4 separate regions of the Mus musculus genome follow, and regions 1, 2 and 3 are each linked to region 4. The links are chromatin loops, found by intact Hi-C in ENCODE. Cell type or tissue: heart. All regions are shown on one strand.

Region 1 (2,500 bases), 400 kb before region 4:
TAACTGGCTGCTAAGCAACTTCGGAGATGCCTTTTCTTCGTTTGTATGTAACCTAAAAGGCAGGGTCCTGGGCTTCAGAAGGGACACCGAGGCCCAGGAGAGGAGGTGATAGCTCAGTATGATGAAGCAAACGGGAGGACACAATCTAGACAGGAAAGCAGCTTGAATCACAACATTTGAGCCTTGCCAATCCCACCCCACCCCCACACCGAAAACTCAGCTGCTCTTCCAGGCCCACTGTTTCTGGTCCTAGGACAAGATCCTCCAAGGTCAGTCCAGACACCTGGAGGTAGGGAATCTCCTACCTTCAGCGTGCCTCACAAGACTCCGGGAAACCTAAGTCACATGGTCCAAACTGCACAGCTCCGGAGGCAGGACTAAACAGAGCCTTGGTGGCTGGGCTCCAAGCTGGAACTGGAGGAGGGACGATGGAGGGAGGGGTGAGGGGCGTCCATGTTCTATTCTTCAAGAACAGTGGGCTGCCAACCCTGTAGCCTAGAGCAATGTCTAAAATCCTGTCACTAAAAAATGTGGGGGTGGGGGCTGAGCTAATCCACTGCCTCATTGTCACCTGCATCCCCCGACCCCCACCCCCACCCCGTCCAGATGAAGACATGGACTGGGGAGTAAGACGGGGAGGGGGAGTGCTCTCCTCAAAGGTCCCGGTCCTGCAGGCTGATGGCTTCTCAGCGTCCTCAAGCAGACCTTGACCCCACTCACTGCTTTGAGATCTTGTGAAATTGGCTGGAGCTGGAGGGAGAGGGGTTGAGCCTTCCTTCATCTCTATCTTCTTTCTTCTGTGACCCAGGTCTCCTGGGTCAAGCATGAGCAGTCACTCAAAAGACATAAGTGACTCAAAGTGGGGAGGGATCGCCCCAGGGCTTGGGACTCCAGGGAAACCCTCCTGGAAGAGAAAACACTTGGGCTGAGCATCCCAGAGTGGTCGTAGAGGAATGGACAAGACAGAGACCGACAAGGATATCTAGGAAGATGGAAGAGCAAGTTGAGGATCAGAAGCAGGAGCCACAAGAGGCATGGCAGTGGGGCAAACCCCAATGACCTTGGAGTCTGAGAGTCAAAAATGGAGACTCTGAGTGGTGCCAGGGTCAGACAGGAAAGGAAGGACAACTTGGATGTCCTTGTCTCCAAACCAGCAGAGTAAATTAGGTCAGCTGTGAACTACTATATAGAACTGTGAACTACTATATAGAACCAAGAAATGTTTACTCTCGCAAATGGAACAGAGAAGAAATGAAGCCGGTGCCCATTCCCTAGATGAAGAATATGTATTATCCATGCCTTGATCTGGCACGAGCAGTGTGCCCATGTGACAGAGCACCCACATGGCTCTCTGTGGACACCATCCCACTCTCTTCTTCCTCTATTTCCCTCTATTTAGCTTCTAAATCCCCAAGACTGACCAGCCAGAATTTCTACATGAACCCTGCAGTCACACATCAGGCCACAAGGTGGCACTCGGGAGTCAGGCAGGCCATCGTCCACAGACTAGCCAGCTGGGCTCTCAATGCTTGCAGAAGGGATTGCTAAGGGTCCTGAGGATGGCCAGTGGGGAGAATAAGCGTTGGGCAGTAGAGGCCCATGATATTCGTGCCATTTTTTCAGTGCACGCCACCCCACCCCACCCCACCCCACAATGTTTTGTTGTGAGTTTTTGTTTGTTTTGTTTGTTTGTGACTGGGTCTCATTACATAGTCATTACTGGCTCTTCAACTCAGAGATCCACCTGCCTCTGCCTCCCGAGTGCTGGGATTTAAGGTGTGTGCCACTATCTTGTTTTTTGAGACTGGGTCTCTTTTTGCCCTGGGGCTTGCCTGATTAGGCTAGGCTGGCTGGAGAGAGACTCCCAGGGCTGTCTCTGCCTCTCCAGGGCTGGGTTCACAGCACACACCACCACACCCAACTTTGTGTAGGTTTCGGGATCAACCCCAGGTCTTCACACCTATGCACAACTTTACCAACTGAGCCACCTCTCCCCACCCTCAGCTGGGAGCCCTGGTGTACTCCAAAGCTGAATGCCACACTCCTGTAATCCCAGAACTCAGAAAGCTGAGGCAGGAAGACTGTGAGTCTGAAACGAGCCTGGACTGCATAGTAAGTTCAAAGCCATCCTGAACTACATAATGAGACACACACACACACACACACACGCGCGCGCGCTCAAAAATCCAAAGACAGCCAAAAGGAAACGGGTTATGGGCATGGGTGGTGGGCATGTACAGCAGACAAAAGACAGCATTTCTACAAGAGGTTTCTGCCATCTCAGCTGTCACGGCCATGAGCATCTGCACGGAACAGGGTCCTTGCTCCTGCATCTGTGGAAGGCTGCTTCTTATGCAGCCAATGTTAGTGGAGAATGTGGGTTGGCTGCTTTGCTTTATAATATGCCTGACCAAACTCTGAAGAACAATAACACCTATGACCATGGCAATCACAGTAGTGATGGCTCCTCTGCTCATGAGTCAGTCTCTGGGTATTATCT
Region 2 (2,500 bases), 60 kb before region 4:
TACTTGGAAGAACCCATGTGGAGAGCACTGAGCTAGCTTTGGAACTTGTGTTCTCAGTCTTCCTCAAAGGGATCTTTTTCTGAGTAACAACACTGGCCTCTGGGAACTCTCCTAATCCCACAGCAGAGGCAATAGCTGACCCGTGACACGGATGTCACAGGGAGAGGGGAGGGATCAGCAGAGAATTTCTGTTTGGAAATGTTATCTCATGCTGAAGCGCTTGCTTTCAAGGGACTGACTCTGTATGTGGCGCCTGCTGTGTCCCCTCACTAGGCTGTTCAGAAAGCAGGTCCTCCACAGTCTCTCAGCCACATCCTGCTGGCTGGAGACCTGGGATCCATCTACTGTATCCTTGGGCGCAGAGGGAAAGTCAGGGCAGCACTTTGCCCCAGTCCTACCGACAGAAACTTGTGGGTGACATGTTCTGTCCCGCACAGGACGCCTCTGCTCCTGGCACGCTGGCAGCTCGTGCTGCCTGGCCCAGGGCACTTTCTGAACTGAGGCCCCCACTGCCTCAGGTCCGCATTACATCTGCTTCTGCTGTAGCATAACTCTAGCTGGCTGGGTGTGCAGGAGTCCGGAGCTTGAACACAACTTGCCCAGTCCTACACTGCCCTGCGACTCTCAGCCTGCTGCCCTTTCAAATCCGCACCTACACACATGCACATACCCGGCTACCAGCCTGTGTCCGACAGCCAAACCGGCTCACCCCAGAGGCTCTTTGTCTGAAAGAGGTGAGTGGAGCTCACCGATGAAGTCCTCAACATCCCAGCCCAGTGTGCTTGTGCCTCTACACCACCCTGCCCAAGTATTCACAGTCCTCTGCCTGGTCAGATGCTTGATTCAGCTCTGAGCAAAAGCAAGGTTTGACCCCTGTGGGGTCCAGCTGCACACGGAAGCTGGAGGAGTCAGGGTTGCCCGTCTCAAGCCCCTCTTCCCCTGGCTGCTGCAGTTGAGAGCTGACCCCTTACCTCTTCTCTCCTGCTTGGCCCTGGAGCAGCGCTTCACATGCCTCACGGTGCCATCAGCAGCACAGCCTGGCCGTGGCCTCCAGGAGAGGTCCCGAGTCTCAGGCTGGACTGGCCGCCGAGCAGCCCTGCCTCACTGGCCTCAGCTGGCAGCAGTCTATGCTCTCTGAAGCTCCTAGGGATGAGGCTGGCTCTGGTGTCACCGGGGCTGCTCCCAACCTGCTCTCCCTCACAGTGTGGTCCGCAGCTGCCTTAGTGCATGCTTCTTGCAGGTCCTGGGTCCAACAACACCACTCAGGGCTTGGGGTCCATCCCCAGGCCGACAGCAGCAGCCTCAGTTGAACTCCCAGGTCCTTTGTGGAGCCTTTACGTGCCGCCAGAGGAAACTGTGAGCACAGCCTGACCCTGGTTGGCTGCAGGCACTTCTCTCCGCCCACCAGTGCAAGAGGATCCCCCAGGCCCCAGAAAAGCTCTGGGCCTCCCCTCAGCTCCAGACAGGGGCGGGCCGCCTGGTGATGTCACACTAGCTCCAGCCCCAGCTGGCCCAGCCCCTCCTGCCTGCTTTGGCGGCCTGGGCGGGGCCCCCTCCTTCTTTGGCACAGGAAGGCTGGCCAGCTCTGCTCCTGGCTCACCAGCCTGCTCCACTCCCTGAAGGCTGACGTTGCTGGGGTGCCCTGTGTAGGCAAAGCGCTTCCACTGGACTCGGGTAACGGACTTGAGCAGCTGCGGCTGTGCAAGCAGCTGCTTGGGAGGCCAGGGAGCCCTGCTCACTCTTTCTGTGGATTGCCTTACTAAGTGTTCAGCATCTTCTTTCCAAACCACTTCATCCCTGCAGAAGGCACTGCTAATGTGGCAGTGGGGTAGGACAGTGAAAGTACCATGACTGGGTTGGGAAACTAGAGGAAGACTGTTTGCCACTCCCTGAGCTTCCTTCTCTACAGCATAAGTGAGCCACATTCCAGCAACACTGCCAGGTTCACCAAGGTCACCTGGGAAGGTCCGGTTACAGGATCAAGGACGGTGTGCCAGGTGGGCAGGTGGGCTGGACTTAAATCCAAAGCCCCTGCTATGTGACCCTGCCAGCCTTAGTTCTCAGCTGTGACTTGGGTGAACACGTGGTAGAGTCCCTGGGAGCTGTCAGTTGTGAATGGTCAAGAGAGTGGAGTGAGCGCTAAGACTGGTGGCTCCGAGTAGAGAAGGACAGGGCCTTGGTGCCTAGGCCACATCCTTCAGATGCATCAGGTCTGTTGAGCTGGCAGTAGAAGGCCACTGGCATCCTGCAGGGGTGTAGAGAGGGGGAGACCCCAAGTCCCATGCACAGGCTCACCCACTGCTTGATATTAGTGATGTCTCTTCTTTGAAAAGTGTTAGTGGTGGTGGTAACATTTAGGTACGAACTAAGAGGAAACTTTAGTGGCCCTCTCTTACAGCAAGTCAACATGGGATATTTTCCTGATCTCTAAGGAGACAGACCCACTGTGGCTCCCTCTCCTGAGACTGCCACCTTTTATTCAGGAAACAAATTATTTTTT
Region 3 (2,500 bases), 78 kb before region 4:
CAAAATAAATACTACTGCTCTACTAAAGTGCTCAGTGTTAGTTGTTGCAGGCCGGGAAGCATGCGCCCACTCAGGTTTCCAGCAGGCAGCTAGGCAGGAGAAATGGGAGTTTTAAATGGCTTAGGAAAGGGGTGGGGCTGGGGGTGGAGCTCTGAGGCAGAGCTCTTGCTTGTCATTCTCTGGGCCCTGGGTTCAACCACCAACACCATAGGGGAAAAAAGAGAGAGAAAGAGAACAATGTTTAGGCTAGCAGGGTCCTGGAAACCTTACTGTGTAGAGCTGAGCAGCCCTCTGTGCTCCAGGGCTGGAGTCGAGCCTCCTTCCCTGGTGTTGCTGTTGGTAGCCTCCAGGGCTGCCTGGGTGAGGTAGGCACAGATCGGATGAAGGCTAAGTGCAGACACCACAGAAGAACTGATCAGACCCAGGACTCTCAGTCCACAAATGCTTAGCAAGTGGCTGGTGCTCCTGTGGTCAGCCAGTCTATGGACACTTTGAGAGGAAGGGAGCAGCTTCATTGCTCTTCTTAAGGAACCTCTGTTGGCTTTCCCTGTTACCTTTTTATCTCTCACATGCTCACAAGGCTCTCTTTAGCCTCTGGTCTGCCATTTTACTCTGGAGCTGGACCGCAAGCCACTTGGCATGTAATTTGTGGCATTTTGGCCTTTTTCTCTGTCTGCAACAGGACATTTGCCTAGCACTGAGCCTGGTCTTTATGGTTTCCTGACAGTTGCTGACCATGGCTGAGAGCAGATTTGCAGGGCTTCAGCCCTGCAGGGCCTTGTCACCTCTAGAAAGCCTTTCCCATCTCCAGGACGTCTTCATCCTGCCTAGGCTTCTCAAAAGCCTTTGTATATATTCCTGTTGGAGTATAGCATGAGCGTCTGCTCCACATCTCAGAGAGCCTGTCACCAGGTAACCAGACATCTGCCTCCTAGGCCATTTCACCTTTTCCTCAGAGCCCCAGATTCAAAGGCAGCTTGGGCTCAGAGATCTGGCACTGGTGCTGACAGCTGACTCTGGCACCAGACTCCTCCCTTCATTGTCTTGTTACCACGCATCAGGGTTGTGTGAGGTCTGTCCCCAGCAGATGGCAGTGGGCTCTTGTGGGAGCAGGCACCTCTCAGGGCAGTGAGTCTGTGGTAAGCAGACAGGTAAAAGTCCTTCCCCAGTCCACCTGCCACCTGTGCATCTTCACATGAGCGTAGTAAGTTATAGCTCTCTCAGCTCGAGAACCTGAAAAGCAGAGGCCTCCATGGCAGATGGTCATCTGTATCCAAAGCAAACCTTAAAACAAAATCATTTCTGTGGGAATGTCTGTAGCAGACCGTGTGCAGTGGAGGCCCTGAGTGTCAGAGTAGTACCACGTGCTGGCCGTTGGTGGTCTTTTAGAAACTACCCCTAAGAAAATCACATAGGCCACTCAATCTCAACATAAAAGGAAAAGAAATTAATTACTGTCTTTGTCATTTAAAATAGTATTTGATTTTTCCTATCAATTTATTCTGTGTATACAAAATCTTAAAATATTGTATCTAAAGAGGTCAGGATGACTTAAGAAGAGAGCACGGGTGACACATGTGCTTGGGGTCAGCACTCCATCTCCTCTGAGATTCAGGTTTTGCCAAGGCACTCTGGACCCAGTCACCCCTGGGACACTGAAGTTGATGGGCAGTCAGGAAGGAACCCTCTCTGTGACCCATGAGCAGGTCTCTCAGCCCTCCTTAACAAGTGTCTGCCATTTCCTTCATCATATGCCTTGGCCGGCAAGCTTAGTGAGCGTGATGGTTTAGATACCAGCGGGACAGTACTAGCTAGCTAGTTCTGCTTTCTCTTTTCAAAAAGGAATTTGGCAGCCTGCTGTGACTGTACTGTAGAGGCAACCAAGTAAATTCACCACAGTGATTGATCCATCTGTGTAGCTACAAGTTGGCCACCGAAGCCCAGTCTCCAGGATTTTCTCGAATACTTCTGGCTTGCCAAATGCCAAACTATTGGGATTCCCATGCCCTGAGATGCCAGATGTCTAACTTCTAACAGCCACAAAGTTGATAGTTTATCTCCTGCAAATAGCCAGGGCCTTTAGCCACTGTCATCCTTGGAACGAGGCCTGAGGGGTGGAGGGATAGCTATGAGCCACACTCAAAGGCCCTTTGTGATCAATTCCACAGACCTCTGGGGGTGGGGTTGCAAGGAAGATGGCCCCGGAACCGCCTGCCTCTAGTGGCTTTTGTTTAGGAAGAAACTAACAAGGAATGTTCTTTGAAATGTCGGCCGTAATGGGTTTTGGAAATCTTAACTCATTTAAGAAAACATTTTAGGAAAAAGCAAGTATAGTACAGGGGAAAACACACACAGTCCAGAGGTGGAGACCAGGTGGCCTTCCCCTCAGTCTCCATGGCCCCAAAGGCTAAGTCAAAGTCAGAGCTAGCCAGTACCCCTCACCTGCAGCATCACTCCCCGCTCTGCCACCTTGGGACCAGTACCTTTTCTCTATAGTGAT
Region 4 (2,500 bases):
ACAAGAGTCTTCTGCTGCAGGAAGAGCCCTGGCTTGGCCTTCTCCTTCTGGTGGTCCCCAAATGGACAGTCAGATTGAAGAAGGAAGCTAGACTTGAGTCCACCTCAACCCCTGAGGCCAGCTGCTACCTTGGTGGCATTTATGTCCCAGGGGGATTCCAAAGCCTTGCTTGGAGCAGTAGGTAGGTGGTCCATTGCTTCCTGCTGTATGCTTAGCTGTACCCAGAAGGGAAGATGAAGACTTCAGGAATGGCATTACCCTACTGGACAGAGGCAGACAGAGAGTCTGTTCCACGGAGTTACAGACACAGGGCTGCTGTTGCCAGCAGATAAATGTTAATATTAGTGGCTGAGGCTAGCTCAGAACTGCATTCAGAGATCTCAGGTCATCTGTGACAGGTGACACTATCCTATGATTGCTGTCACCAGCCCAGTACTCTCTTGATGGCCCTTGCCTTCCAGTGTCCCTGTGTGATTGTCTGCCTTACATAGCAGAGTCCTCCTAGCAACGGTGGTGGGCTGCTGTTGGACCTGGTGAAGACAGTGGGGCAGAGGGCCAGGAGCTTGGAGAAGCAGGCAGCAGGAACACCAGGCGGGCATCTCATGCCACAATGTCCCTGGTGTGGGAGTCAGGAACAACTTTAGCACAGGGCAGCTGCCTCCTAGCAATGTTGTGATGAAGTCTCATACCTGCCTTATGTCTTCAGAAGAGCTCATCCTGTCTGGCCACAGGCCAAAGTATAGGAAGTGTGGACATTGCATTTTAGGCTCAGGTGTGGCTTGGAAGAAGTGGTTCAAGCTCCTGAGCTAGGGAAAGGTAATCAAGCCTCTTTCTGAGCCTTCGCTGTGTTCTTGGGCACTGATCCCTCAGCCTCGTAGGTTCCACTCATGGACCTCATCTTAGAGTATAGGATGGGACCTGGGTTCTTATGAGACTCCATGAATGCACAGTTGAGCTCAGAGCAGCTGTTTGATATCCAGGAAACTCTGAGCTGTGCCTGAATCTGGGCTGCCGTTCCTGAGAGCCAGTCAGGTGCTGTGCTGTCCAGCATCCAGGGTAGATCACAAGATTGCTTGGCTCCGGCTCATCAAGTCAGGGAACTCAGGACATTTTCTGCTTGAGCTGAAAGGTCTGAGAAAGTGGCAGAGTGTGTGCCCTAGTGGATGTCGTGCTAAGCTGCACTCCCCCCACCTCCAACCCATACAGCAGGGAATAGGGGTTCTACTCAGGCCAGGCTCTTTACCCTTTCCCACTGTTTAGTCTTAGAGATTTTTCTAGCAGGGCTCTGAGCTTTAGAGCCTACATAGTCTAAGACAATACAGAGGCCAGGCCCACAGATGCACATGCCAGGAGGGAAGCCGAGTGCTGCTCACTTAACAACACCAGGCCTCGTGAGCCAGGTTGTCCCACTCAGGCCCAGCACACCATGGTCAGCTCTAGAAGGTGGGCCTGGAAGAGACTAGGAAGGCAAAGGATCCCAGCTTAGGCCTTAGCACTGACCTTGGGCAGGGGACTGCACTGACTGACTCTGTGGGCAGGGGACTGTACTGACTGTGAGCAGGGGACTGCACTGACTGTGGGCAGGGGACAGCGCTGACTCTGTGGGCAGGGGACTGCACTGACTGTGGGCAGGCGACAGCACTGACTGACTCTGTGGGCAGGGGACAGCACTGACTGACTCTGTGGGCAGGGGACTGCGCTGACTCTGTGAGCAGGGGACAGCACTGACTGACTCTGTGGGCAGGGGACTGTGCTGACTCTGTGGGCAGGGGACTGTACTGACTGTGAGCAGGGGACTGCACTGACTGTGGGCAGGGGACTGCACTGACTGTGGGCAGGGGACAGCACTGACTGTGGGCAGGGGACAGCACTGACTGTGGGCAGGGGACTGCACTGACTGTGGGCAGGGCACTGCACTGACACCCCCTTGCAGCCTCCGTGCATCTCTTGTGCAGGCAGATCCATCTACCTGTCCCTTGGGCCAGAAGTGCTCACCCTGCCTTTGCCCTCAGGAGAGCCTGTGGGGCAACAGGCAGGCATCAGTGCAGACAGATGTGAGGACCCTGGCCTTCCAAGCCAGAGGGTAGGCAGTGGGAAGGGAGTGGAGGGTACTCTTGAGAGCGGTGGGACTGAATGTTCTTTGAACCTCCCCAGAGAAGAGACAGACATAACAACAGAAACTCAACTCCTTTTGTGACCCACAGGGTCAGAATGCTGTGAGCTTGGGGACCGGGGCCCAGTGACTGGGAGCCCAGGAAAACAGGCCCCTCTCTTCGAGGCTGCCATGCTCACTGATCTGTGTTCCTTTTCCAGGCAGTAGTGAGAGCTCAGAGTTTAGTGAAGAAATGTCTGCAGGGCTGGAAAGGTGAGTGTGGCCTCAGCAAGGCCTCTCAGGGCCCAGGGAGCTGGAGTCAGGGGCCCCTCCCCAACCATTCATGACATATGCATAATTACATGGTCACACCTCAGTGTGCACATAGTAAACACTAATCTCACACTT

Evidence for each region. Hi-C counts contacts between places; a loop is a spot of excess contacts. Peaks named below come from ENCODE experiments on the same cell type or tissue, not always from the same donor. Only the 100,000 strongest peaks of a DNase experiment are listed, where the experiment ranks them.
Region 1: a loop joins it to region 4, with 5 times the contacts of the local background. A loop is called at or near these places in 2 of 42 quality-filtered maps.
Region 2: a loop joins it to region 4, with 3 times the contacts of the local background. A loop is called at or near these places in 11 of 42 quality-filtered maps.
Region 3: a loop joins it to region 4, with 2.4 times the contacts of the local background. A loop is called at or near these places in 5 of 42 quality-filtered maps.

The regions. Positions count from the first base shown.
Region 1 is chr2:33,557,418-33,559,917 of GRCm38, reverse strand. No RefSeq gene overlaps it. Among named protein-coding and RNA genes, the nearest start is that of Gm39789, 3.2 kb to the right of the region's middle. In heart, a CTCF peak has its summit at 1,467 (motif pointing right); a DNase peak (open chromatin) is centred at 1,460; H3K27me3 peaks cover 2,095 bases.
Region 2 is chr2:33,214,925-33,217,424 of GRCm38, reverse strand. All of the region lies in intron 8 of Ralgps1 (Ral GEF with PH domain and SH3 binding motif 1), which reads left to right. Angptl2 (angiopoietin-like 2) reads right to left here and starts at 1,464. Exons shown (of 5, transcript NM_011923.4): 1 at 972-1,464. In heart, no CTCF peak of the experiment used is centred here; DNase peaks (open chromatin) are centred at 324, 1,464 and 1,904; H3K4me3 peaks cover 2,079 bases; H3K27ac peaks cover 2,500 bases.
Region 3 is chr2:33,233,601-33,236,100 of GRCm38, reverse strand. The region is part of intron 8 of Ralgps1 (Ral GEF with PH domain and SH3 binding motif 1); the gene reads left to right. The region is part of intron 2 of Angptl2 (angiopoietin-like 2); the gene reads right to left. Among named protein-coding and RNA genes, the nearest start is that of Angptl2, 19 kb to the right of the region's middle. In heart, a CTCF peak has its summit at 1,083 (motif pointing right); a DNase peak (open chromatin) is centred at 1,046; H3K27ac peaks cover 1,260 bases.
Region 4 is chr2:33,155,153-33,157,652 of GRCm38, reverse strand. Ralgps1 (Ral GEF with PH domain and SH3 binding motif 1) reads left to right here. Exons shown (of 20, transcript NM_175211.5): 14 at 2,314-2,365. Among named protein-coding and RNA genes, the nearest start is that of Gm13528, 19 kb to the left of the region's middle. In heart, a CTCF peak has its summit at 1,174; a DNase peak (open chromatin) is centred at 1,067; H3K27ac peaks cover 1,593 bases.